2 separate regions of the Homo sapiens genome follow, and region 1 is linked to region 2. The links are chromatin loops, found by intact Hi-C in ENCODE. Cell type or tissue: CD14-positive monocyte. All regions are shown on one strand. Links, peaks and the distances in the headings refer to the core of each region. The heading gives the core; the rest is flanking DNA. Region 1 has its middle 35 kb from the start of CAT. Region 2 overlaps CAT (catalase).

Region 1 (16,024 bases), core at 3,082-11,081, 46 kb after region 2:
CTAACACTTCACACAGAACATTCCTAGTTCAGTGCAGGTTGAGCTTGAAAGTACAACCAAATCTTTGTCATGGTATCTCCCGCCATGTGAAGTGGAAACAATCAGACCATAGTCCCTCCTTACATGGCCTCATTTCAGATTTTAACCTGGGTTTTAATCTCCTGTCAATTTACACATGAAGATATTAACATCCTCTGAGAACAAGTAATTGTCAGACATGGAATATTCAAATTCAAGAATAAGAAATAAAAAATATGTCTACGGAGGCATGGTTTTAAAGATGGACCCAAATTATATTCCTAAATACCTATCTGGGATAAGAAAAACACAGGTTTTTCTTATCTTTCACTCTCATTCTCATATCACTTCTGACACCAGATGTATGGGGACAGTTTCCCCTATATATTAAGCAATTCTCCAAAGAACACCAGCTGGGTGTCCTACAATTTAAGTCAATTCTGACACTATCTACTTGGAGACAGCATCAGATCCCACAGGTTAAGGGCTCAGTCTCACAAGTCTGCCCCACTTCAAATGCCAATTGCAAACCCCAGGCTGTGACCTGTGCTTCTAACCAACTGGCTATAAATCAGAGTTCCCCTGATATCTTCCTCAGGTTTGATTATTTTTCTGGATGACTCACAGAACTCAAGGAAACACTTAACACTTACCAGTTACCATAAAGGATATTACAAGGGATACAGATGAACAGTTAAATGGAAGAGGTGCGCAGGGCGAGGCATATGGGAAGCGGTTTGGAGAGAGTCCATGTCCTCAATAGGCATGCCACCCTCCTGGTACCTCCATGTATTCAACAATCTAAACCCAGTTCTTTGGAGTGTTTTTACAGAAGCCTCATTATGTAGGCATGATTGTTTACAATCCCTGGCCATTGGTGTTCAATTCAGCTTTCAGTCCCTTGCCCCGTCCCCTCCCTGGAGGTTGGTGGGGTAGTCCCAATCATCTAATCACACCTTGGTCTTTCTAGTGACCAGCCCACATCCTGAAGCTATGTAGGGACTACTAGCCACCAGTCACCTCATTAGCATACAAAAGACACTCTTATTACTATGGACATTCCAGGGGTTTTAGGAGTTGTGTGCCAGGAACCAAGAGCAGAGACCAAATACATATTTCTTATTATAACACAATATCACAATACCATTTGATATCTTAATCTAGAGTATCGCCATTCAGGTCATTGTGTAAATAAAGGAAATCTATTCAAAAGTTTTTTGAAACATTAATTAAATTAAATTAATTTAATTTAATTTAATAAAGTAAATTAAAATTTTCACTTCCAGGCCAGGCGCGGTTGCTCACGTCTGTAATCCCAGTACTTTGGGAGGCCAAGGCGGGTGGATCACTTGAGGTCAGGAGTTTGAGAGCAGCATGGCCAACAGGATGAAACCCCATCTCTACTAAAAGTACAAAAATTAACCAGGCATGGTGGGGTATGCCTGTAATCCCAGCTACTCAGGAGGCTGAGGCAGGAGAATCACTTGAACCTGGAGGCAGAGCTTGCAGTGGGCCAAGATTGTGCCACTGCACTCCAGCCTGGGCCACAGAGGGAGACTCCATCTCAAAAAAAAAAAAAAAATCTTTTCCAAAAACAGATATTAGTAGCATTTTTAAAGTGACATTTCACTATCTAAAGAACTAAAACCATTAGTCTCGCCAAGCGTCCCATTATATCCATCTTTTCAGCATCTGGAGCATTGACATGCATGTCTATAGTGGAAACCTCGTCCTTTTGTCACATATACAGAGGACACCTGATTCACTGATTAGTGTTATGTGACAGGGTGACAACAAATGTAAATAGACTAAACCATCACATTTTCCTTCCCAAGTCCATTTTATCTTTTAAGGTTTGACCCAGTGTTTTTGTTGTTGTTGTTGTTTGTTTTTTTGTTTTTAATATACTATGACTAGCTTTTCAGCAGAAGAAATTTTGAATCTATCTCCCAAAATTATTTGATTCTTGTAGGCAACTAGTTCTGCTCTGCCCCTTGAGTATCAGCTATTGTAGATGGCGCAGGACTGTCACAAAATTTGCGGCTCAGGTTGTTCTCATGTTATCAAATGGTCCTTGACACTGTCAAGTTGGGTGGGTGTTGTGCCATTGCTTTTCCCCCATCTGAGGGTAGTGCCATTTATAAAAATACTCTGAAATCTCTAATCCCCGCAATGACCACTCCTAACTGCTGCCTCCTTGAGCTCAACAGAGATTTGTGCTCCAACAACTTCTCTTACTAGCACCATAGCATGGATCTTTCTTCCTTCCACTCTGTGAACCTCAATAGTATGGCACCGCCTTTATCCCTCAAATGTATTTTTGTTTGTTTGTTTGTTTGTTTGTTTGTTTTGGAGATAGAGTCTTACTCTGTCACCCATGCTGGAGTGCAGTGGCACAATCACAGTTCACTGGGAGGATCACTTGACCTCCCAGGCTCAAGTGATTCTCCCACCTCAGCTTCCCCAGCACATGTCACAACACCCAGCTAATTTTTGTATATTTTGTAAAGACACTACAGTTTAGCCACGTTGCCTAGCTGGTCTCAAACTCCTGGCCTCAAAAGATTCTCCCACCTTGACCTTCCAAAGTGTTGGGATTACAGGCATGAGCCACCATGCCCAGCCTCAAATTATTTTCATCTTCTCCTTAATTATTTCCATCCATGTTGTGGGGCCAGGGATTGCCTAACTCCAGACAGGCTGTCACTCTTTTCTCCTTTGACTTCTTAGGTAACATCACTTTTTATGCTTGAGGCTGGCTTTGAAATGTTAATATCTTGTTAAGACTCCAGTCACATTTGAATGAAAAGGGAATTTTATGGGTAGATCTGGAAATCTATTGCTTATATCATCATTTTCATGAGAATGAATATTTCAAGTTTAAATATAAGTGGAAGGAGCTAGCTAGGGCTACCAGACATTTTTGCCAAGTCAGCAGACCTGTTAGAGAACCCTAAAGAAGAAACAGAAAGTAAGAAAGAAACAAACAGAGCCCACAGAGAACATTCAGGGAACATTCAGGGATCCAATAATGGACGATGTTTCTCCAGTGGCTCTTATGTAAACCCCTATCTCCTGCATACACTGCTGCACCTCTCCTTAGGTTAAAGCCCCTTCTTTCTCCCAGCCTCTGTTGCTCCCTGCCAGGACCTTTGATCCTTTCCAGCTTCCACTGTGAGTTGGATCAATTACAGTGTGTCTCCAGGTCATCGCTTAGCTTACTTCACTTGACAACTGGACATTTTCTGCTTGCTCCTCCAGATTTAATCTCCATCCTCCTCCATTCTAATCTGTACTCTGTGAGTCTTTTTTTTTAATTGACACAAATAATTGTATATATTTATTGGGTAAAAGATGATGTGTTTTGAAATACGTGGACATTGTGGGATGGCTAAATCGACTAATTAACCTGTGTGTGGCCTCACATACTTATCATTTTTTTGTTGTGAGAACATTTAAAATCTACTCTTTTAGCAATACTCAAGAATACATTAACTATAGTCTCCATATCGTACAATAGATTTATTGAACTTTTCTTCCTGATGAACTGAAATTTTGTGTCCTTTGACCAATATCTCCCCAGCACTCTTCACCTGCAGCCCCTAGCAATCACCATTCTACTTTCTGCTTCTATGAGTTCAACATTTTTAGATTCTACATATAAGTGAGAATCTGTGCCTGGCTTATTTCACTTAACATAATGTCCTCCAGGTTCATCCATGCTGTCACAGATAACATGTGACACTTTGTAAGTTAGTTAATGAGATGTCAGTATGGTCCATCTAAATATTAATGGAAGGCAAGTGCTCCCCTACTGTTGAACTTCACTTCTGAAGGCAGGTATCAGAAAAATAAAGGAGGAAAAAACTACAATGTATCTAACTATGACTTATGTTATTGAGAAATTAAAGTGCATATTGAAGCTGTCAATCTCAACATTGCCAACCATCATTCAAACATAGGATGTGTTTATGATGAAGCATCTTAAAGCATCCTGGGAAAATTACAATGATGACTCCCAACTTTCCATTAGCTAGGAATGTAAAGAGTTACAAATATGTGTCCAACCATAAAGATATTTGACATGAATATGTTGAGCTCTAAACAAGAAAAGTAATTTTGGACAAAACAATATCATTAAATGCTGAGAGAAGTTCTTCTATTTTAATAACTGAATTTAGGAAAAACAAGTCCCTCTGCTATTTGCTGGCTGGATTGGGCTAAGGGCGGACCTGGTTTTTGTAACTCTCCCCACCCTTCTTGGGATGTGTCCAGCCCAGTGGGCAGCCTTGTTCTGGAATATCCAGTTAAGCTGGATTGCTGTGGGGGGTGGAGTTACAGTTGCACTTTTTCAACCTAAGAACAGGATGCACCAACACAATCCCTGATTTTCCTTAATTTTTCCAGGGCCTTGATCTTCTTTTGGGATCCACAGAAAACTACCACTGGCACATGGGGGAGTTGATGGTGATAAATTCCAAGGGTAACTGGGAAGAAAAACAACCAAGATCCACTGGAGAAGTCAGTTATTGTTAGGTCAGGCAACATCAACACAATAGACATCTGTTCCATTGAGAAAAAAGAACTCTGTTGAACTGATGAAGCTGTCAGCATAAGTCATGCTCTTTGGGCATGTCATAAAACGACCTGACCTTCAGAGAGGAGGCTGGGGTATCAGAATCCTCATTCCTACCATCAGTGGAATCTGTCATGGTAGAATTTCTTTCCCTGTGTGGTTCCCCCAAATGTACACTGATTATTAACTTTTAAATTCATAGCTTAGGAACTATAGGAGGATCTAGCTCTGCACTGAAAATAATGAAATTCTGCTGGCTAGCCAACCCTCAGTTGTTCCAGATTCAACAGGTTTCTATTGGGTATCTATGCATGCAAATACCAGAGGTTCAACAGTTAACAAGACAGTCATGATCCCTGTGCTATGGATCTTAAGATCTAGTTGTCCTCCTGTTAGCAATATCACCGTATCAAGAATCAATCAACTGTTCCCAATTGACTGAGCTGGAATGAACTGCCCAATCCCCTCCATTTATCAATTTAAAAATAACTCTGAATAGGTTATATCTGTGTATATAGGGTTCAAAACTAATTAAAAGAGAGGACTAGAACCCAGGTCTACTGACTCCCAGACCTTCCCTGTTTGTTGATACTCTGCCCTCCTTTCTACCTACTCCCAAAAAAAGCTTAATTTCCCATGTAGAGTCCTTACACTGGTAAATGTCTGCTGACACATGCAGGAGTCAATGATTATTGACTCTGGCAAAAGCAATACGTTGTCTAGTATATTTACCAACTACTAGAACACAGTGGTGACATAAATTTGTTTTTCATGAAACTTTCTCTATTTCTGAAAGCAAAGTCCACTAGAAAGCCGAACTCGTGGAAAGTATTTCACATAAAATTGTATTTGATGGACATACTTAAAGGGCAAATATTAAATTATGGCTTTAATCTCTATTCTTTTATATATGTCAAGAAAGCCTCATCAAATCTTACCTTTCATATGCATGAAATATTCCTTTAAAGTTGGCTTATCAGATTACTAAAAGAACTTCTGTACCAAAGATTTTTTTAAAATGTGCTAGGCTAAGACAACATTGTGAGATATATTTAGGAGTAGGAAAAAAGGCTGAATTTCCCTTTTTTTTTTTCCTTCTTCTCCTTTCAGGGATCCAGTGAACTCAATGTCCTTTAGTAAATGTACCAGGTAGAGCAGTTGAATTCATGAGAAAATCATCAAGTAGTCAATATTCTGGTTGTCTCAAAAGGATTTCTTTTTAAAAAAAGAAGACCCAAGGAAAACACTATCAATAGAAAGCATTGAATGCTCATAAGGAATTTAGGCAATACCAGGAAAGTGTGTTTGGGGTGAGGGGAAGGGTGAAGAGGGAGAAGTGGAGAAATGGGAGGGTAGAGGGAGAGAGAAGTGGAGAGATGGGAGGGGTGGAGAGAGAGAGAAGTGTGGAGATGGGATGGTGGAGGGAGAGAGAAGTGGAGAGATGGGAGGGTGGAGAGAGAGAGAAGTGGAGAGATGGGAGGGTGGAGGGGGAGAGATGGAAGATTGGAGGGAAAGAGAAGTGGAGAGATGGAAGGGTGGAGGGGGAGAGATGGAAGGTTGGAGGGAAACAGAAGTGGAGAGATGGAAGGGGTGGAGAGAGAAGTGTGGAGATGGGAGGGTGGAAGGAGAGAGAAGTAAGGAGATAGGGTGGAGAGAGAGAGAAGTGGAGAGATGAAAGGGTGGAGGGAAACAGGGGTGGAGGGAGACAGAAGTGGAGAGATGGAAGGGGTGGAGAGAGAGAGAAGTGTGGAGATGGGAGGGTGGAGGGAGAGAGAAGTGGAGAGATGGGAGGGGTCGAGGGAGAGAGAAGTAAGGAGATGAAACGGTGGAGGGAGAGAGAAGTGGAGAGATGGGGGGTTGGAGGGAGAGAGAAGGAGATGGGGGTGGAGGAAAAGAGAAGTGGGGAAATAGGAAGGTAGAGGGAGAGAGAAGTGAGGAGATGGGAGAGAAGGGAAAAGGAAGTTACTTTCACTTTTTCTCTCAATCCAGTGGGGAAGATGTTGATATCAGTCCTATGTCATGGATGAGGAAATTGAAGTTCACATTTGTCGCTTGCTGAAGGTCACGTGACCAGAAATGCAAAGCCCGATCTGACTCATATTCTCCTAATTATAAATGTTACGTGCTTTCTATTACTCAGGCATTGCTACTCTTTCGGTTGTGCCAGGAATGGCATAACCAATATTGTGTTTGATTCTCACAGCAACCCCAGAAAATGAATGTTACTCTAAATCTCAAAATTAAGAAACTGCCTCAAAGAGGTTAGGTCATTTTGCATAGGGCCCCACAGTAAAAACAGCATTTAGCAAATAAGTGGGGGCAAAGCTCTGCCCTTTTTGTTACTTCAGTGTTTCCAAAACACACTCTGGGGATTTGAGGTGAAGAAATGCCACAATATCCTAATCCCTTTGAACAAGGTGATCTTTACATAAAGTTTGATGTGAAGTGTCCTGAAAACAACTGGAACAACCCAGACAAACGTTCTCAACTAGAAGATCCGCTGCCATCTAGATCAGAAGTTTCAAACACAATTGGAGAAAAAGTGGCGGTAGAGCTTCAGGAATGTGATAACACTTGAGGCTGAGGAGGTGGTCAGAGGCATGAAGCCTAAATCATAGCTCTGATGAAGAAAACAGCAGCCCTCATGTTCCTGGAGGTGTGTGCCTGCCCATCCGCAAACACTGCAAATGAATTGCACAGGAGGACTTTCCTTCCACACTTGCCTGATTTGTTCTCAGCGATCCCACTGGAGTGTCCCATCAATCCAGATGAACTGATGGACATCCATTGGTCTCTGCGTAACTTTTAAAATTGGTATAGTATCTACAGCGTGTATAATTGAAACTAACCACAAAGCTTCACATCTTCGTTTCAACTGTTCCATAGCAGAATAAAGCACTTGAAAGGAAATAAAACTCCCTTTCACATGTAGATTATAAGTTTCGATCCTGATATCTGTGCTTGATTTTTATCAGTTTTGTGCAGACTTTATGTCTCATATTTTAAATTCAAATCCCATATTGTAAAGTTTGTACAATTTATCCTGAAGCTTTGTGTTTGGCTGCACCTGAATAAGCTGCTACAAATAGAAGAAAGAATCTCATAGCCTGTATCTATCATTTAGATGTATGGGAAAAATAGGTCTTGCACACAATGAGTTTGGAGCTGAGTAGGAACAATGGAAAAAAATGACATTAGCTGTGGTTGTAAAGTTTTTTGTTTGTTTGTTTTTTACCATCTTGTGAAAGGTTTCTGAAACTCAATAACAAAAAGCAGTTGGTGTTTTAAAAAAGTTCTATTCTTAGAAGCCTGAACATTCTCTTCAAGAATTTTTACATTTTATATTTTTAAAGATAATACTTAAAAATTAATGGAAGCTTATTTTGAATAGCCAAGTAATGCAACAAAGTTTCAGTATAGGCTTTGTACTCATGTTTATTTATACTAGTGGTAACAGTGCTTAACTTCTAATGTGCTGACAAACATGTTTGGTTGCTATTAGGTCGGCACATCCTCATGTCAAAATGACAGCAATGCTCTCACATTTGTACCTAATACCTATTAGGTTTCTTTGTACATTGCACCTAGATACCAGTTAGCCAGCTATCTAGCACTTATCAAAAAGAAAAGTGCTAGACAATCACAGGGCATAAAGTCGTAAGGGGAGCTGAATTCAAGCTATTACCCAGGTTAACCATTGCACCAAAAATTAGATAACATGATTGCTCAATATATGAGCCCTCAGCGGCCAAAAAAATTCACAAAGACAATTGAAAGCAATGTTTAAAAAAATGACTAAAAAGATTGGGCACAGAGGTTCATGCATGTAATCCCAGCATTCTGGGAGGCCAAGGCAGGCGAATCACTTGAGCCCAGGAGTTTGAGACCAACCTAGGCAATATAGGGAGACCCCGTCTCTACCAAAAAACAAAAAAAGAAGTTAGGTGTAGTGGCTCATACCTTTAGTCTTAGCTCCTCAGGAAGCTAAGGCAGGAAGATCACTTGAGCCCAGGAGATTGAGGCTGCAGTGAGCCATGGTCATGCTACTGCACTCCATCCTGGGCAACAGAGTAAGACTGTCTCAAAAACAAAAAATTATAAAATTATAAACTTCATTAAGGCTTGTTTGCTTCATTCTCATGTAATTATTAAATTCTATAAATCAATGGGCAGTGACCAAAAATAGCTTTTATTATGTTTTAGAGTATCTTGTCTGTCACACTAGACTTTGCTGTTTTTGCCCAAGTATCCTGTTTACCTACAGGTAGAAAAACCCTAATGTTTATTTGAGTATCCACCCCTCCTTTATGCAGCCCATGTCTCTAGCAGATACCGTATTAGACAGCATATTAGAACATTCCCATCATTGCAGAAAGTTCTGTTGGATACCACTGATCAAGATCGCAACTGAGATTATATACTATTTATTAACATATTTTATAAGCTTCAAAGCACTTCTTTAAAAATCCTCATTATTATTTATTTATTTATTTATTTATTTTTGAGACAGTCTTGCCCTGTCACCCAGGCTGGAGTACAGTGGTGTGATCTGGGCTCACTGCAACCTCTGCCTCCTGGGTTCAAGCAATTCTCTCACCTCAGTCTCCTGAATGGCTGGGATTACAGGTGCAACCACACCCAGCTAATTTTTTGTATTTTTAATAGAGATGGGATTTCGCCATGTTGGCCAAGTTGGTCTCGAACGCCTGACCTCAGGTGATCCACCTGCCTCGGCCTCCCAAAGTACTGGGATTACATGCATGAGCCACCGTGCCTGGCCTCCCTTATTATTATGATTATTAATCATTTTAAGTCACAGGAAGGGAGTAATTTTCTACAAATAAATGGAGTCCTGTACAGAGCATGGCTATTTCCAATACTAGCTTTTAACACTTTAATAAAATGATCATTACTCAATTACTATTTAATCTCTGTCCATCTTGAAGACTTGTTTAAAATAGAATAGCTTCCTCCTAGAACATTATACAATTCTTCAGCTCTAGTTACTTTGTGCCTTTCCTGATTGCCCAACTTAAATATTGAAAACTATAAAGATACTTAATCAGGGAGCTTTGCTTCGGAGTTAAATCAGCTTGACTTTGAACTGCCAAACAGATTAGGAATGGTATATAGATTTTAACTATTAAAGTCCTAGTTTTCTATCATAGAGCTTTTGATTTTAGAACTATAACAACACAAATTCCCTGGTTACCTAAACTCATTCTCCAAACTATCCATACACAGGAACTGAATTCATCTGGATAGCAAGGAATAATTGTATAAAGAATAAAGCATGCCCCCGAAAGTTTTCTCCTTAGAAGTCTCTCCCATAGGGCCAAGAAACAATATTGGCCAATGACATTCATTCCATAAGAAAATAGATATCAGTGCTTTTTTTATTTTACTTTACTTTATTATTATTTTTTTTTGAGACGGAGTCTCGCTCTGTCGCCCAGGCTGGAGTGCAGTGGCGCGATCTCTGCTCACTGCAAGCTCCGCCTCCTGGGTTCATGCCATTTTCCTGCCTCAGCCTCCCGAGTAGCTGGGACTACAGGAGCCCGCCACCACGCCCGGCTAATTTTTTCGTATTTTTAGTAGAGACGGAGTTTCACTGTATTAGCCAGGATGGTCTCGATCTCCTGACCTCGTGATCCGCCCGCCTCGGCCTCCCAAAGTGCTGGATTACAGGCGTGAGCCACCGTGCCCGGCCTCAGTGCTTTTTTTATAAGTTCTTTCTGTGCCTTTTAAACACATATTGAAGGGAGAGAATCAAGTGGTTCTGATGTGTGCAATGAAGTCATTTATACCAATGGCGATTTAAAATAACGTATTTAGAAATGCAATTAAAAATAAAGTTAAAAATAAAGGCCGGGCGTGGTGGCTCTCGTCTGTAATCCCAACACTTTGGGAGGCCAAGGTGGGCAGATCACCTGAGGTCAGGAGTTCGAGACCAGCCTGGCCAACATGGTGAAACCCCATCTCTGCTAAAAATACAAAAATTAGCCAGGCGTGGTGGCACATGTCTGTAATCCCAGCTACTTGGGAGGCTGAGCCACAAGAATCACTTGAAGGCAGAGGTTGCAGTGAGCAGAGACCACACCATTGCACTCCAGCCTAGGCAACAGAGCAAGACTCTGTCTCAAAAATAAATAAATAAATAAACAAACAAATAAATAAATTTTAAAAATAGACTATGGGTCGGGCACAGTGGCTTAGACTCTCCTGCTTCTGGCTCCCAGGTAGCTAGAACTACCACACCTGGCTGATGTTGATATTTTGACCACCTCCCATGAATCATGAATGTTCTTTTTTTTTTTTTTTTTGAGATAGGGTCTTTCTCTGACACCCAGGCTGGAGTTCAGTGGCATGATCTCGGCTCACTGCAATCTCCGACTCCCAGGTTCATGCAATCCTCCTGCCTCAGCCTCCCTAGTAGCTGGGACTATAAGCATGCACCACCACACCTGACTAATTTTTGTGTTTTTAGTAGAGACAGGGTTCTACCGTGTTGGCCAGGGTGGTCTCGAACTCCTGACCTTAGGTGATCCTCCCAACTTGGCCTCCCAAAGTGCTGGGATTACAGGCATGAGCCACTGTGCCCAGCCTATCATGAATGTTCTTAACGGCATCTAAAATTGTGAATTATTTCCAGAAGTCCTCTGATTTTACTGTGCCCAGATTCAGCAGAGGAATCACTATCTTTGGCAATTATAGCCTTACAAACTGTATTTCTTAAATAATAAGACTTGAAATTTGAATTTACTTCTTCATCCATGGGCTGCAGAAGAGATGTGTTAACAGGCATAAAGACAACATCAATATCTTTGTGGATCTCCATCAGAGCTCTTGGGTGACTAGGTATGTTATCAACGAGCAGTAATATTTTGAAAGAAATACCTTTTTCTGAGCAGTAGGTCTTAACAGTGGGCCTAAAATATTCAGTAAATCATGCTGTAAACAGATGTGCTGTCATCCTGGTTTGACTGTTCCATTTATAGAGCACAGGCTGAGTAGATTTAGCATCATTCTTAAGGGCCCTAGGACTTGGGGAATGGCAATTGTGCAGGGCTACACCAGCCTTGTCCCTGGGTCCATCCTCCTAATTGTAGCCTATGGTGCTGGTAGGCATATCACTAGGACTAAGGTTTGCCTAAAGAGTGGCTGCTTGAAAGCAAATGGGTAAAACCTAGACATGCCCCAATGTCCACTAACACACGTAAGGCCCTTCATGTTGTAAAACAATGGAGGAAGGGGCATGGAAAAAAATACGGGGTGGACTATGGGTGGAGGTTGGAGGTGGGAGTTCAGCTCTCCCCATACTGCCGAATTCCAGAGGAAAACTAGAAGTCTCAGAATTCTAAATTTCAACTTCATGATAACTTCAGGTTATCATGAAGCCAAATTTGGCAATGCAGGAGAACGGTACATATTTTATTTAATAGTTTATTATCTGTTTAGACAAGGGATATGTGAGCCTCTATATTTATTCCTGCCCTGACCCTGGCCCCACAAATGTTAGGGGCAGGTCTGTACAAGGAAGACAAACCTCAAGTGAGATCAAGGGTCCTGTGGGAGCTGGAACTGGACAGAACGAAATCTCACCAGGAATGTGCAGAAATTCTGGCAAGGCTGTTCAATATGTGGTTTGAGCTGACATCTGGGTTACATTTAAATATTTGGAAAATATCAAAATAAGATAAGGCAAAATATGATAACACTGTACTCCATAAAAAGATGGTCTCATCCCCAGAAAACTTAAAATCGAATTAAAGAACATGGAAACAAAGTCAAAAACTACATTAGCAACAATTTATTTTATATTTTAAAGGATGAGAGGGACTATTGAATACACAAGCAAATTACATGCCACCTAAAACATCCAGAGTATTACATCTCGTTTTAGTTTTCCAGGTAATAGAGAAATGGTAAAAACCAGGTAATTGTCAGATATTATTTCGGTGGTCTGTGCCTGAATTTTCAACACAAAGCGTTAAGATGAGATGAGATTATGAAACCACAGTCACACCTCCATGTACACAGAAAACCACGGTGCCATAGGTTTTCTTCACAAGGCCATAGGAAGTCCTGATCAGCCAAATTCAGATCATACTTGCTTTCAGTGCTCATCACATTTTATTTTATTTTATTTTATTTTTTTTGGAGATGGAGTCTTGCTCTGTTGCCCAGGCTGGAGTGCAGTGGCGCGATCTCGGCTCACTGCAAGCTCCACCACCTGGGTTCACGCCATTCTCCTGCCTCATCCTCCTGAGTAGCTGAGACTACAGGTGCCCGCCACGACACCTGGCTAATTTTTTGTATTTTTAGTACACCGTGTGTTTCACCATGTTAGCCAGGATGGTCTCGATCTCCTGACCTCGTGATCCACTGGCCTCGGCCTCCCAAAGTGCTGGGATTACAGGAGTGAGCCACCGCGCCTGGCCCAGATTTTCTTTCTTATTGGCTAACTTCAGTGGCAAATGGAGACCAAGTTTGGCCAGGTTAATTAGGGGCAGCATGCAATGTACAGAGCATTGGTATAGAAGCCAAACTCCCTGAATGTTAGTCTCAGCTCTGAACCCTAACAATCTGTGTGACCTTAGGAGGCCATTAAACCTCTCTGTGGCTCATCTTTATTTTATTTTAATTTTCTTTTAGACAAGATCTCATTTTGTTGCCCAGCCTGGAATGCAATGGCACAATCATAGTTCACTGCAGCCTTGAACTCCTGGGCTCAAGCCATCCTCCTGCCTTAGCCTCCCCAGTAGCTAGACTATAGCCATGCACCACCATACCTGCCTACTACTTTTTTTTTTTTTTTTTTTTTTGCAGAGATGGTAGAGGGGGGCCTGGATCTGCTGCCCAGGCTGGTCTCGAACTCCTGGCCTCAATCAATCCTCTGGCCTTGGCCTCCCAAAAAGTTGGGATTACAGGCATGAGTCACTGTGCCCAGCCCTTCATCTTTAAATTAATGTGATTATGAAGCCTTAGGCATAAACATTCTATGGGATATATGAGTATGTTATTATTTTGTCTCTTTAAGTACAGCTGCTGATGGCATTACTTTCTATCACCAAAAGAACTGACATTTATATCACAGAATAAAAGAGGACACATAAACCAATTCTCATTTCTACTGGGGATAATATTGAAACTAGAGTTCAGAAGGAATCTGTATCAGTTATAATTAGTTGAGTTGGAATTAGAAAGTCCATGGATAAGCAAGGTTTTTAGGTGCACTTCTTCCTAGGTTTAATTTCAACAAAAGAAAATGCTTGCCCTTCTCAGTTACGTGAAGTCTAGGATCTTGTTTTAATTTCCCAAGAGCCCCCATGAGGTAAGTATTATTATTCCTTTATTAAATGTAAGTACCTGCTTCATGAAGTGAATTTAAAATAAAACCATGCATAAAAAAGTACTCAGCACGATCCCTGGTACATAATAAAAGCAATAAATGTTAGCTATTTTATATACATTCATACATATATATTTATATCTGTATATTATGCATATCTCATTTTTATTATGCATAATGTATTACATATGTTTTATTATCTGCACTAGTGGCTTTCAAATTGTGCTCCAAAGAAACAAAGGTTTTCATGGGATCTACAAACAATGAAATATTTGTCACTAATTATAAAAATTAATGAGGAGCATACTTATTGATTTTTTAAAATATATTTTATGTATTGCATGATCTGTGTAAGACTGCTAGAACAATGCATTTTGCTGCTAAAACTAGATTTTTAAACCACTGGTATAATATTCCAATCCATTAATTTTACTGGTGATAAAATGAAAACACGGAGAGCTGAGTTTTTTTAATTTTTGGCTTTGAACACGTTAATATATCTGTTAGGACATATTCAGTTGCAAATAACAGAAAATCCAAATTATCTGCCTTAAATAAGAAAGGCAAATTATCAATAACATAACTAACAGGCAGGTCCAAAAAGAGGGTCTAACTCAAAGTTGGCTTCATTCCACAGCCCAATGACATCATCATGGCCTGTCTTATCTGCTTTCCCCTGTGAGTTTGATCCTACACCTGGCTTCCCTCATGGATGCAACATGGCTGTAACTGTTCCAGGATTTAAAACCATCACAGGTCATTTACAAAGACAGTATGTTTGAATGTCAGCATTCCAAGTGAGAATTCTAACATTTACCCTGTTTAATTAATTTGAGTCTGAACCAATTACTGTTTCCTGGGGAATTGAATATGCCCTCCAGGGGACACCCTGGAAGTTGAGTTGGGTGTTGCTCAGCTTCCTCCAAAGCACACTGGTTTCAATGGATAGCTTATGTGCTCAAACAAAAGCCTGGGTATGGTTAGAAAGGAGAAAGAGGGAATGATCACTTGGTAGACAACGAACAAATGTGTCCTAAACTATGTGACTTTGGGTAAATTACTTCCCTTCTCGTACATATAGAATAAGATATTGGATTTGATGAGTGATTGCAAATGTGAATATGCAGCCAGGCTTGGTGGCTCAAGCCTGTAACATCAGCACTTTGGGAGGCCGAGGCGGGTGGATCACCTGACGTCAGGAGCTCGAGATCAACCTGATCAACATGGAGAAACCCCCGTCTCTACTAAAATACAAAGATTAGCTGGGCATGGTGGCAGGCACCTGTAATCTCTGCTACTTGGGAGGCTGAGGCAGGAGAATCACTTGAACCTGGGAGGCAGAAGTTGCAGTGAGCCGAGATCATGCCACTGCACTCCAGTCTGGGGAATAGAGTGTGGCTCGGTCTCAAAAAGAAAAAAAAAAAAAGAAAGAAAAAATTGGTAAATGTAATTTCCTAAATTTAAGCTCCTTTATCTAATCCCAGCAGAACTTTTGAAGCATTATCCCTGAATAATGATTTGTAATTGAACATGCCCCAGAGGCACATACAAGTAGAAGAATATACAATGTGTCACATAGAATGTGAGTCAGCAGGAAACCTAAATAAAACAAGGATTAGTACCAGCTTGCCCAGTTGCTCAGCCTTCAACAATGGCGTGAAGCCATTTCTGAATTTAGCTTCCCTGTAAATAGCTGCCTAATTCCAGAACCTCACATTAAGGAAGTTGGTGCATTATTTGGTTGGCAACAGTGGCATAGTGAGGGTAAAAGGCCCCAGGAGCCATGTAAAATATTTATGCCTTCACTATTTCAATGCTGCTACTTGAAGTGCTAGATTTTGCAGCATCTAGTGCCTTGTGGACTCCCATAAATCAGATCCCTGTATGTCTCACTGTGACCCATCTTCTCTTTTCTCTGATTGTCAGTGTCTGGTAGAAATGATCCCCTCAGAGAACTATTATTGGAGAACAAAACTCTACTATCATCCAATTATCAGTGCATAACTTCTTTTTTTTTTAAGACAGGGTCTGGCTCTGTCTCCCAGGCTGGAGTCCAGTGGCACGATCTCACTCACTGC
Region 2 (12,140 bases), core at 1,274-9,273:
TTTTATCATGAAGTAATGTTTTAATTCCATTTCATGACAGCTCAAATCAATTACTGAGACTGTGCTCGGCCAGTATCCCTTCACCCCTGTCCTATTCCTTTTTTTTTTTTTTTTAATAAATCATAGAATCATAGCTCATAGAGTTGAAAAGAACTTCAGTACAGCCACCTGGAACTAGTTCTCTGACTATGAGCAGGCAAAATTAATATTCTGACTTTCCAAGCAAGACATTAAAACCCAGAGAAGCTGTGTCACTTCATAAGTGCTCCTGTTATCATATCATACTGTTCTTTGATGGACTGACCATGTGATCTTATTCTCAAAGACCTCCCAACAAGCCAAGTGCCGCAGAAAGATTTCCTTAGCAAAAATCAACTCTGAACGCTGGTCTATTTCTACCACAGAAATCCCAACTGTCTCATCAGTGAAAAGGTTTGAACTCTTACTACTGAACAAGAAGTAAAGCCACCTTCAGGATTAAAACAATGAAGGTCACCATGTACAGATCGCCCAAAGAGCTAATATATTAAGTAGTACAATAACACTGCAATACCTTTCTGATTTTAACTGAATCCTTTAGGTTTAGAAAAGAATAATCTTAGGTCAGAATAATCCAGACTGATGAATCCATGTAGATCTCAGGCTACCTTAGGGCCCTAGGATAAAAGACCCACAAGCAATCCAATCTTTCCAGGACTTGTATAGCTGGTAATATTATGCCAACTTCACAGTGAAAAGAACTGGAGCTCAAAGAACTTTTAATACTATGCCCAAGGCCACAATTATCTAGGAGAGTAGAAATTTGAGTTCAGGCTGGCATAACTCCAAGGCTACCAACTAGACTGGCTGTCCTAGATACAACCACTTAGTCTTATTCTAAGTAATACTACATTGACCCTTTTGGCAATTACAAGCCAATGGGTCAACTGTTTCATAAAATTTTTCCTTGTCAAATATTATAGATCCAAGTTATGAATATAAAAAGAGGTGATAGTTTTCCTGTTTGATATACCTACATTAAATTGTTCAGATAAAGAAGAAAGCAGGATAGAAGAAAATAGGGCTTTTGGATGTCACTAAGAGAGAGATTATCCAGTACTGGTCACGAGCCCACTTCTTTCTGCTTATCTTAGCAGCAGTATTTGGAAACAGAGGTTCTCAGGCTTGTTTCTGACTAGCCCTTGGGAGTTCTCTGGGAATATCACTAACATGCCAGGGTTCACTGGCAATATTGCTCATTGTAACAAATGCCATGCTTATACCAAAAGAGGGCCCTTTATAATATTTCAGTTGATTAAAACATTCTCAAAACCCTCCCCAGATGTAACTGATTTGATCTGGCTATATGAATGCAAATTTTTAAAAACAGTATAATTTTGTTTTCTGACATTTGTAATTGATTTTACTTATATGCCTTGTTCATAATAAAACCTCAATAAATGCTAAGTAAATAGATGGATGACTTAAAAAGTTAAAAGAAATGATATTGGAAAGACACTATTGGATGTTGGAAGTGATAATGAGATTGGGATACGCTCCAAGGTCCTCAGATGGTAGCCAACAAAATCAGTACTGATCAATGAGATCAATACTTCCCAACTTTGGGGATGGAGGTGAGGGAAAAGTGGGAGAAGCCTTAATCTTTGCTCAATCCTTCAGGAAAAATAAGGAGGTATGCGGTAGGAGCCTTGTACCCTCTGCCCCAAAGGTAACACATACCTTATAATGGAATTTGCAATAAACTGCCTCCCCATTTGCATTAACCAGCTTGAAAGTATGTGATCCATATCCATTCATGTGGCGATGTCCATCTGGAATCCCCCGATCACTGAACAAGAAAGAAACCTAAAGAACAGAAATATAAAGCCTAAAATGTTTTCATTTAAATCAAAACATCCTTGATTTTTAAGATATTCCTTAGTTTCCAGAAAGTCCCTTAATGACATAAAACATACTAGCCAATTTCCCATGGGAAGGGTTACCATTATTATTTCACTTGTAGAAAATAACAAACAGAAAAATTTTAAATCAAAATGATATGCAAATCACTAATACTATGACTCAAAATTCTATGAAGGAAAGCCAAAACAACCTGAAAACTGGCCTAATTTGTTATTCAAAATTTATTTGCATAGCAAATTTGTTTGGTACTACTTTCCCCCCACTTCCTTAATACAGAGCTTTACCTTACACTACAGACTTTCATCCTTACTACTGCTAAATATCAACTGACAATGTTGCTAGCTATCTATCATCATCATCATCATCATTTAAGGCCGATGAATGGGGGATGATTAGTAAAGCCAGTTACTACAAAACTCTTCACGATCAAGAAATCTGAGGAAGCTGATTCCAATAAAATAGCCAAAACTGGAGAGACACTTTATGAAGAGGCATAATTAAACACTGCATCCCAGGTGATATAATACAATGGCAAAAAAGGGTTCATACCTGATGCAGAGACTCAGGACGTAGGCTCCAGAAGTCCCAGACCATGTCCGGATCCTTCAGATGTGTCTGAGGATTTCTCTTTTGGCTGTGGATAAAAGATGGAAACTAAATAGAAAAAAGAGAGAAAAAAATCCAAAAACTAAGTTTACAGGAATTATGGTGTCTTTCATTATATATGCCTATTACTAGGTTTATGGATTATAATTCTAAATACAATCCTAGAATTTTAAACTGCCAAACCATAATATGAAATTTACTCAGCATAGACAACTAGCATCTAAGATACCCTAAAGTATTTCAAATATACTCAAAACTATAGTCTTTTCTTTTTTTTTTTTTTTAAGACAGGGTCTCACTCTGTCACCCAGGCTGATTGCAATGGCATGATCACAGCTCACTGCAGCTTTGACCTCCTGGGCTCAAGCAAATCTCCCACCTCAGCCTCCCAAGTAGCTGGGACTATAGGCATGAGCCACCACACTTGGCTAATTTTTGTATTTTTTTGCAGAGATATGGTTTTGCCATGTTGCCCAGGCTGGTCTCGAACTCATGGACTCCAGTGATCTGCCTGCCTTGGCCTCCCAAAGTGCTGGGATTTATAGTATTTCTTCACGGAAAAAATATACCCACCCTCCCGCATGCGCGCACGCACACACACCCCCTCCTGCTGACTCAGAGCATGTAGAGACACCCTCTGCTTGTTTCCAAAGTAAAGTCCCTCTTTTTACTAATCTTCGATGCTCTGCAAGGAAAACTAAACTCACTTCCCATTAAGTCAATCTGTCTTAAAATGACAAATCTAAGACCAATGGTAACTGTTCTTACTTTATCTTATTAAATACAGAAAAATGTGTTGAAAAAAGTAGTCCAGACAACTCGCATTCTTTTCTTTCTGCCTTTCCCACGGCTTCTCCTCAAATGCCAACCTATTTGAAATCAATTTAAGTCAACAAACATTTGTTGAGTGCAAAATACTCTATTACCTACCAATATGGGATCCCTGATGAAGAAAATGGGGGTGTTATTTCCAACGAGATCCCAGTTACCATCTTCTGTGTAAAATTTCACTGCAAACCCACGAGGGTCCCGAACTGTGTCAGCTGAACCCGATTCTCCAGCTACAATATTCAAATGGAAACAGGAAGCATAAGCCACAGCACTTTGCATCCAAGAAGCCTGGAGACATAAAGAAGCACCTGGATCCATCCTTTCTAATCCACTTCCAAGAACTAAATTAGGTATTTAAGTGCCCGGGTTATTATTTCTACCCACCAGCTAATTCAGTCCACAAATCAAACAAAATAATTAATTGAGAGCAATAAGAGAACACATGTAATAACAGCTGACAATGTCATTCATTTACCATAATAAGATAACTTTGTTCAAACAGGTAATTGAACTTTTAATTAAAATAAGGGAAGAAAATAATTATGAGGCTTAAAGTAGTGACAAACAGAATAAGTGAGTTGTCAAAATGATGAGGTTAACATTAAGAAAATGAGTTAAAATATTGGTTCTTAGTTCTTAATTTCATTTATTTTTACATTCCACAGTATTTTTAAAATGCAGAGACTGACACAGAAACGGAACTAGTGAAGCACTAGGTATGTTGAAATATAGTATGATAGATCTAATACTATCTCTGTAACGTGAGAAACATCACTTAGCCTCTCAAAAATAAAAAGAATCCCACTCTGCAAAGTAGATCTACAAATCAGAGATTATATCTGTAAAGCACCTAACCACAGTTGGCACAGAATTAATTCTCAATAAAGGTCAGCTGTAGGCATAGTTATTAAATAAGATTTCCACTCTATTCTTCTGTTAGAGGCAACCACTTTTAGGAAAGCTCTTTCCAAATGTCACAGAATTGCAGAGGTAGCCTCTGTGTAAGTGTGATTTCCTAAGACCTCAACAAACAGAAATACAAGTAACTTCCTATGTGTCTCCAAATATGTCTTCTACTGTAAAACCTTGACATAATTTGGAGAAGTGCTTGCTTCCTATTTTCTAATAACTTTTTCTTTAAGTTATAAACATCCCCAAAAGGTGAAGTTGAGTTAAGCCATACCAATCACGCCAATAAACCAACTTACCAACAGTGGAGAACCGAACTGCGATGGGAGTCTTCTTTCCAATATGCTCAAATACCTTTGCCTTGGAGTATTTGGTAATGTCATGTGTGACCTCAAAGTAGCCAAAGGCCCCTAACGAGAAAGACACAGAAATCCTTACCATGAGACCATTACTCAGACATTCAGGTCCTCAACAGGCACCTGGGTGACAAGAGAAAATGATGGTTAGCACCAGCCTTCTGGGAGCTTCCAGTATGTTGGAGGAAGGGGAAATGCCCAAACACAAAATAAAGAGGGTGAAATGCAAAGCCCTATTCTATCATTCAGTGCTAAGTCGAATGCCACATAGCTGGAGCCAAGAGAAGGAGGTGAGTGAGGCTAGAAGTCGTCAAGGTTGGCCCAAGGACACAGGGTCTCAGAGGGGCCTGAAGTACAGGTAGGACCTATGAGAGAAAGTGAAGAACAGAGAGAAGAGGAGATGAAAACATAAGAGAAAGAATCTTTTCAACACTTAGCAACGATGATACAAAGCAAGCAATAAACTAAACAAGTCAAGATGGAAAAATACACACAAACCACTGGAGAAGATGGGGAGAAACCTTATCCAGGAAGAAGAGATGAAGAAATGCAGAAGTCCTAACTGGAAGTCCAAGTCAGCAAGCTAAGAGAAAAACTTCCTTTCTGTGGAGCTCTTTTTCCAACTGAGTTTTTCACTTTCTTTCAAATACCACCCCCATCTTTTGTGTCTGATATAACAGCGATAAAGAAAGTTTTACAGAAATTGTTGGAAAAAAGGAAAGGAAAAATCATCACAAACCCACCACCCTAACATAACTACCCCAAATTTTGCAGCTCATTCCAGTAATTACCCAGTAAGTACATCATTTAAACTTAGTTGCAATTGCAGTGCATGTGTCTATGTCTGTATTTCTGTACAGCAGGTCCTCAAACAACATTGTTTTGTTCAACGTTGTTTCATTATAACGTTGATGAGAAAAAAATCTATTCCTAGCTGAGGCCACCATCTGTGTGGAGTCTGCATGTTCTCCCCATGTCTAGATAGGTTTTCTCCTGGTACTCCAGCTTCCCCCCACATCCCAAAGATGTGCGTGTTAGGTGAACTGGCATGTCTGAATGGTCCCAGTGTGAGTCCACCCTGCAATGGACAGCATCCTGTCCAGGGCTGGCTCTTGCCTTGTACCCCAACCTGCCAGGACAGGCTCTGGCCTCCCACCACCTTGAACTGGAATAAGCTAGTAAATAACTATCTTATTTTACTAATCTTTCTTAAAGGTATGTATGGCTCACATTTATTTCAATGTTTAATATAAGAGGTATTTTGAGTCTCTATTTAGAAGTTTGATGATGTTTTATCAATCAGAAATATGCCATAGGAACTTAACTCTTGCTTACGTCAATTAGCCTATCATAAAATTGGTTTCATTACATGTCGTTTAAAGTCAAAGTTTCCAAGAACCTATTGATGTTAAGTGAGGACTTATTGTATTTTTATTCCTTCAATGATGGGAGAAATGGAAGACTGCTATTTTTAAAAGAAACTATTTTATATATAATGTTTAACCTGAGGAAATAACCATCATTTATTTACTAATTTCCCTACTGCTGGATGTTTTTCCTTTCTCCCACAAATGGAGATTTGACACTTGTGTTAAAGGTCTTCCAATCCTTTGGGAAATAACACTTGACCCAGGTGCTGTGAAACAATCTTTTTACAGCAAATAAACACAGCACTTACCTGCTCCTTTAGCATGCACAACTCTCTCAGGAATTCTCTCTCGGTCAAAATGAGCCATTTCATCAGTGAAAACCACATCCTGAACAAGAAGGGGCCCACGGGGCCCTACTGTAATAACATTAAGTTTGTCTCCTACTGGGTTACCAGCTCCAGTGGTCAGGACATCAGCTTTCTACAGGAACACAGAAAGAAAGTGCAGGAGAGTTAGCACAATCAAACCTTTCATTTACACTGTCACGGGTACATAGCTTTGCAATGTTTATACCATCTGCCCTCTTTTTTAATTTCCTGTGTCCAAAGTACTAAAATCTGACAGGATGGGCCATTGCCTGAAACTTTTAGTGATGCCCCAGAAACCCTTGACAAATCTCAACACTAATCTGCTAAGAAACTTGCTCTGAAGAGCAGAAAGATGATTTTGGAGCCTGAAAATGTGCTCAGCACCTGCTCCAGAGAAAGCCACTGGGTTCTGCAAAGCTCCCAGTCAGAGAGGTGCCCAAAAGCGTCCTACAAGCTTAACAGTGAAATGTCCAATCCAGCAATGAGAAGACGGTCTCCAGGGAAGCTGTGCTGGTCAATACTTTACTCAGAACTTACAAACGCTTTATTACTGCCACGATCTTCAAGTGCGCTACCTTGTTTAGTGCATCTCAAGAAATGTACACCAGCTATTTGCAACATCTCTTTTCAATTAAAAAAAAAAAGTCAATGGCTTTCACTGTCACTAAAAGTAAACTGTTACTGGTAAGGTGGATTATAGTATTAATGTTTTAAAGATAGCAAATGTCTCTGAAATGGGATAGGTTATTTTACTGTAATAAATAATTAATTTTAATCCACCTGATTCTCCAATTTCAGTTACATCAGAAGACACTCAGCTGTCCCTCCTCTAGGGTTAGAGCGGCATTCTTCTAGCCCCACATGATCCTGGAAGCTCATAGCTTCATCTAGTTCCATGGTCAGAGAATACTTTTGACCACAGACAACTGCCTCTGCAGTGTCTTCCCCGGGTCACTGGAAATCAGGAGAGACACGTAAGTGACGCAAAGCTACGCCACCTCCACCTGGGAGAGGAACTCAACGCTGTCTATGACAAAACTCAACAGACCAACTTCACACACAGAGAAAAGCACTATTTTTAGTATTTCCACACACCTAGAGTGGAGTCTGTAGTTTTACTCCCCATGCATGTCTGTCCTGTACATTAAAATAAATTCCTGCCTCTTCTCTAGAAGGCAATACGGTGGGGAGTAGGCACTTACAAAACCACAAAAGATCTGTGAGCTGTTTGAAAAAAGATATTGAATAAAGGAGACCGTGCAATTTGCAAAACTAATAAACAAGACCCTCTCACACACTAGTAAATGCCCTTGCCACTAGAGTTATATCTTCATCCAAGTAGGAAGAGGCCAACATGGCAGCAGGGAGAAACTATGAGTGCCAGCACTAGAGCCTGGGTCCAACTTCCAGTTCTACCAATTACCAGCTATGTAGCTGCTGGTAAGTTACTTATTTATGAGTCTCCATTTTCATCTGCAAAATAGAATAATAAGTACCTCCTAAGGTTAACACATGAATTAAAAGAGTTAAATGTAAAATGCAAGCCACACATTCAACACATATATGCTGTCACTTCACTGGCTGTGAGAACATGACCTCGCAGCAGAAGGAGCAAAGCATTTGAAGTTTTATTTTTCTAGTAATCATGACAGATGCATACTCCTCCATCCACACTCTCTCACTCTACCATCTCTGTCCCTAAACCCATCTAGCAAAGCCCCTTCTAAACTGTCACAGTTTAAGGGTCCAATCAACACTTACCACCCAGTCACATCACTCTTTTGAAGATACATATGTTGCTAATACGTGTGACCCTCTGTGACGTGCTAATACGTGTTACCCTCTGTAGGTTTATTTTTAATTTAAAGTAGAAAATGAACCAGAAAAAAAATTTCTACTTTCTAAAGTAGAAAATGAACCAGAAAAAGAGCAATTTCACCTTTAGTTTAAACCTAAAGCCTTGGTTTTCAACCTTGGCAATGCACTAAAATCACCTGAGGAGCTTTTTAAAGCCTCCTGATGCCTGGGCCATCCCCCCTAGAGATGTCTGATAGAAGTGCCCTGGGTGAGGCCTGGGCTATTTTTAAATGACTCCTGTTCAAGCTAGGATTGAAAACCACTAACCTAGAACTATTGGGTGATAACAAAGTTAAAATAATTAGAGAGCCAGAGCAAACCAAATCTGTTCACTCTTTAAATGCTCTTTTCAACTTACAAACAAGGTATTTAAGGAAGCCTTTAAAAAATAAAGGGACATCCAGGCTGGGCGCGGTGGCTCACACCTGTAATCCCAACACTTCGGGAGGCTGCAGCAGGTGGATCACCTGAGATCAGGAGTTCGAGACCAGCCTGACCAACATGGAGAAACCCTGTCTCTACTAAAAATACAAAATTAGTACCAGGTGCAGTGGAGGGGTGACTGTAGTCCCAGCTACTCGGGAGGCTGAGGCAGGAGAATCGCTTGAACCCAGCAGGCGGAGGTTGCGGTGAGCTGAGATCGTGCCATTGCACTCCAGCCTGGGCAACAGCAGCGAAACTCCGTCTCAAAAAAAAAAAGGGGGGGACATCCCATAAAAGGTACAAGTATGAGAAAAGATACCAAGAAGCTCAGTAAAAGGAACGCTAAACAGATGAGAGTGTTATTTACATGCCAGCATTCTTAACGTGGGGAGGGAGCTGCCCCTAAGGCAGAGATGAGAGCACATCACATGTTCCCTTCTGGTTACCGGGTCAGGGTGATATGGTCAAGAATAAATACCACACCCAAAGGCAGCAGGTGCAGAGTTGGATAAATGAATAAAGTACTAAAGCTTGAGGTGGTCTTTCCTGATGACACTGACTATTAAGAGTGGGAATGCTGGAATTATGGCAGTCCTCCCTCCTGCCCAATGAAGGAATCCCCTCCTTAACATCAATCCTGTTAAGAAATGAAACCTGAGTTTTTAAGTTACAAATGGAGGCTTCAGAATCTCTTCCATTTCCCCACTCTAACAGTTAGATCAATTGTCCTCATTTATATAACAGCTTTCCCCACAAGCTCATGTATATACAATTTACCTTCAAAGCCAGTGGGGCAGGAAAGCTTCAACAGTCAGCAACAGAAAAGGGAAGCCAGGGAGCAAAAACTAGAAAGGAAAAGATCCCCCAACTTCAGGGGATGTTTAGCGCAACATTGGATAAGAGGAACTGATCTAAACTGAAAGATAGAGTATTAATATTAGAAGGTGAGGAGCAGGATGCGGTGTATTTAAGATGAAAATAATTAATGCAATGAAGATTTACTAGATGAAATGAGAGGGTGGGGCTAGAAAACGGACCACGCAAGTTATCTCACTTAAGCCTGTCAATAATCCAGAGATCAATATTATTAATCCCATTTAATGGGCGATACTACAAACTCAGAAAACTTAAGTAACTTTGCAGAGATGTCAGTGTTGTGGCACAGGTTTACTTGTTACATGTAACACGTAAGGACAGGCAAAGAGATTTCCTCCAACTTGCAATTATTGTTTTTAACTCAATGAATAACTTTAGAGCCAGAATATTTTTAAAGAGAGAAAAGCTTCTCTATGGCTGGATAATTTTAAGACCTCTCTCTGGAGAGGTCCTTGTTAACATGTTTACATCTTCCTGGCTGCTAGCTCCCATGACATCCATACGTACCTCTCCTGAACTGCTCTCTCTACCCTGCCCCACACCACTCATGAAGCAGGGCCAAGGGCATCTTCTTGTGCCCCATATAACAAAATATTGTAATTGCCTGTTTATGTCACTGTTTTTCTTTTTTTTTTTTTTTTTTTTTTTTTTTGAGATGGAGTCTCGCTCTATTGCCCAGGCTGGAGTGCAGTGGCATGGTCTCAGCTCACTGTAACCTCCACCTCCTCCCGGGTTCAAGCAATTCTCCCGTCTCAGCCTCCCAAGTAGTTGGGATTACAGGCGACCACCACCACACCCAGCTAATTTTTGTATTTTTAGTAAAGACAGGGTTCCATCATGTTGGCCAGGCTGATGATCTCAAACTCCTGACCTCAAGAAATCCGCCCATCTTGGCCTCCCAAAGTGCTGGGATTATAGGCGTGAGCCACCGCGCCCAGCCTGTCACTATTTTTCCTCTCTAGACTGTGTACTCCTTTTACATCTATATACCTGATCCCTAATACACTGCTCAATATACTAACAAACATAAAACAAATGTGTGTGGATTCAGCATGCAAATAAACTAAACCACGGACCAATATGATATGGCCAAGAGCCTTTCTAACAAGCAGGAGGAAGCAGCAACAGTCTATCCCTCTCCCTGCATCGCCCCTCCAAAAAATGAGAGAAATATTTTAATTTATAAATTCTGATCAAACACCTTTAGACACACTTGTTATGAAAACTGCCACAGAAATTAGCTTGGCTAAAAACTAGCACAATTATTAGAAGTAGGGACTTAAAGTAAAATTCTATTTTGACTTTGCTGCCTTTATAGGCTTCTTTTGGCCAGAGCTAATACATAAATGAAGAAGTTTTCCTGGGAGGAGTAAGGTTGGCTTCATCTGGTGAAATATTTTATCAACATATTACACTTTCCACTTAGTAGTTCCCTTCACTCACAGAAGTTTCAAGAACCTAAACATATTCTTCCACTTTTAATTAAAAGATTGGTTAATGCAAATTGCCCATCAGTCCCAGAGGAGTCATAATGACGTCTTTTCATTCTGTGATAAAGAATGTGCCTAGCGTTTTCTAGCAAATAACTGCCTAACATTCTCCATTTATTCAACAAAGATTCAAGTGCCTACAACGTATACACCCACGTACAGGAAACCAAAGACTGTCCTGACCTTCAAATTTCTTGGTCTGTGGGAAAATAATAAGGGTGGTCTAGATATTGACTGCTGTGGAAGCTAAAGCAATTCCGTCTTAGATACTGATCCACCATGCTGACTTCTGATTAACTCCAGTTTTAAGATTTCCAGTTTATCTATTATTCCTTGTGAAAGAGCCCCTATTTACTATAAATCCTGCCCTGAGGTCAAACAACCTTGACATTATCATACTTCAGTCATGCCATACCTCCCTTCTGAATCGCCCTTCCCTATGGTATTAAGCCCTGGGTCTGAGGGGTAATGGTATGGGATCCACCATCTTGTCTCGCCAACACGCAAGACACAGACATGGTTTCTGGTCCTAAGTCCCTACTAAACATTTCTTTCTGAGAAACTTGATTTGTCAGCCTCTTTCTTTGGCCTCTCAGCTTCCTCAGACTTTGGGGGTAGGTTTGCATAGACCTACCCACCATGCAAAAGCTAAAAAAAAGAAATGAAACCTTAAAAATTTCTGTCCCATCTCCCATAGTCTCTCCCACTGCACATAATGACTTAGCGATTCCATACCTAGGTATATTTCAGGAGAAATGAAAGCACATGTGGACCAAGGGTTAAGTCACTCAGTCACCCCTTCTCCATCCCAAATGTTAGCAGTGTAACATCAATGCAGTTATTACCAGGATTACCCTAAAAAAATATAGACCCTCACAGGCTATAATGCATAGGCAACTCACTGACAGAAATGGATAGTCTAAGACTTAACCTCTCTCCCAGGTAATAAGAGAACTGTATAAAAAGGTAAGGTTTGAAATGTTCAAATTCTCCCATTTTAAAGGGATCAGAGGCTACTTATTAACATTTCCCATTTACCCCCAAGAAAAGAGCACTGGCAGCAAGCTGCACTTAAAAAAAAAAAAAGGAAATGGGTTAAAGGTAAGTATCTCAAAAGAAGAGCCCATGGCATTCTAAGCAGTGAGCAATAAA

Evidence for each region. A loop is a pair of places that touch in the nucleus more often than their neighbours do. Peaks named below come from ENCODE experiments on the same cell type or tissue, not always from the same donor. Only the 100,000 strongest peaks of a DNase experiment are listed, where the experiment ranks them.
Region 1: a loop joins it to region 2, with 2.3 times the contacts of the local background. A loop is called at or near these places in 2 of 110 quality-filtered maps.

Annotation. Positions count from the first base shown.
Region 1 is chr11:34,395,897-34,411,920 of GRCh38, reverse strand. No RefSeq gene overlaps it. Among named protein-coding and RNA genes, the nearest start is that of CAT, 35 kb to the left of the region's middle. RefSeq lists a silencer at 1-52. In CD14-positive monocyte, for the core only: no CTCF peak of the experiment used is centred there; a DNase peak (open chromatin) is centred at 6,650; H3K4me3 peaks cover 1,439 bases; H3K27ac peaks cover 1,889 bases.
Region 2 is chr11:34,443,506-34,455,645 of GRCh38, reverse strand. It overlaps CAT (catalase), which reads right to left. Exons shown (of 13, transcript NM_001752.4): 2 at 6,283-6,454; 3 at 4,548-4,658; 4 at 3,439-3,569; 5 at 2,452-2,556; 6 at 1,720-1,845. Among named protein-coding and RNA genes, the nearest start is that of CAT, 11 kb to the right of the region's middle. In CD14-positive monocyte, for the core only: no CTCF peak of the experiment used is centred there; a DNase peak (open chromatin) is centred at 4,395; H3K4me3 peaks cover 2,194 bases; H3K27ac peaks cover 6,732 bases.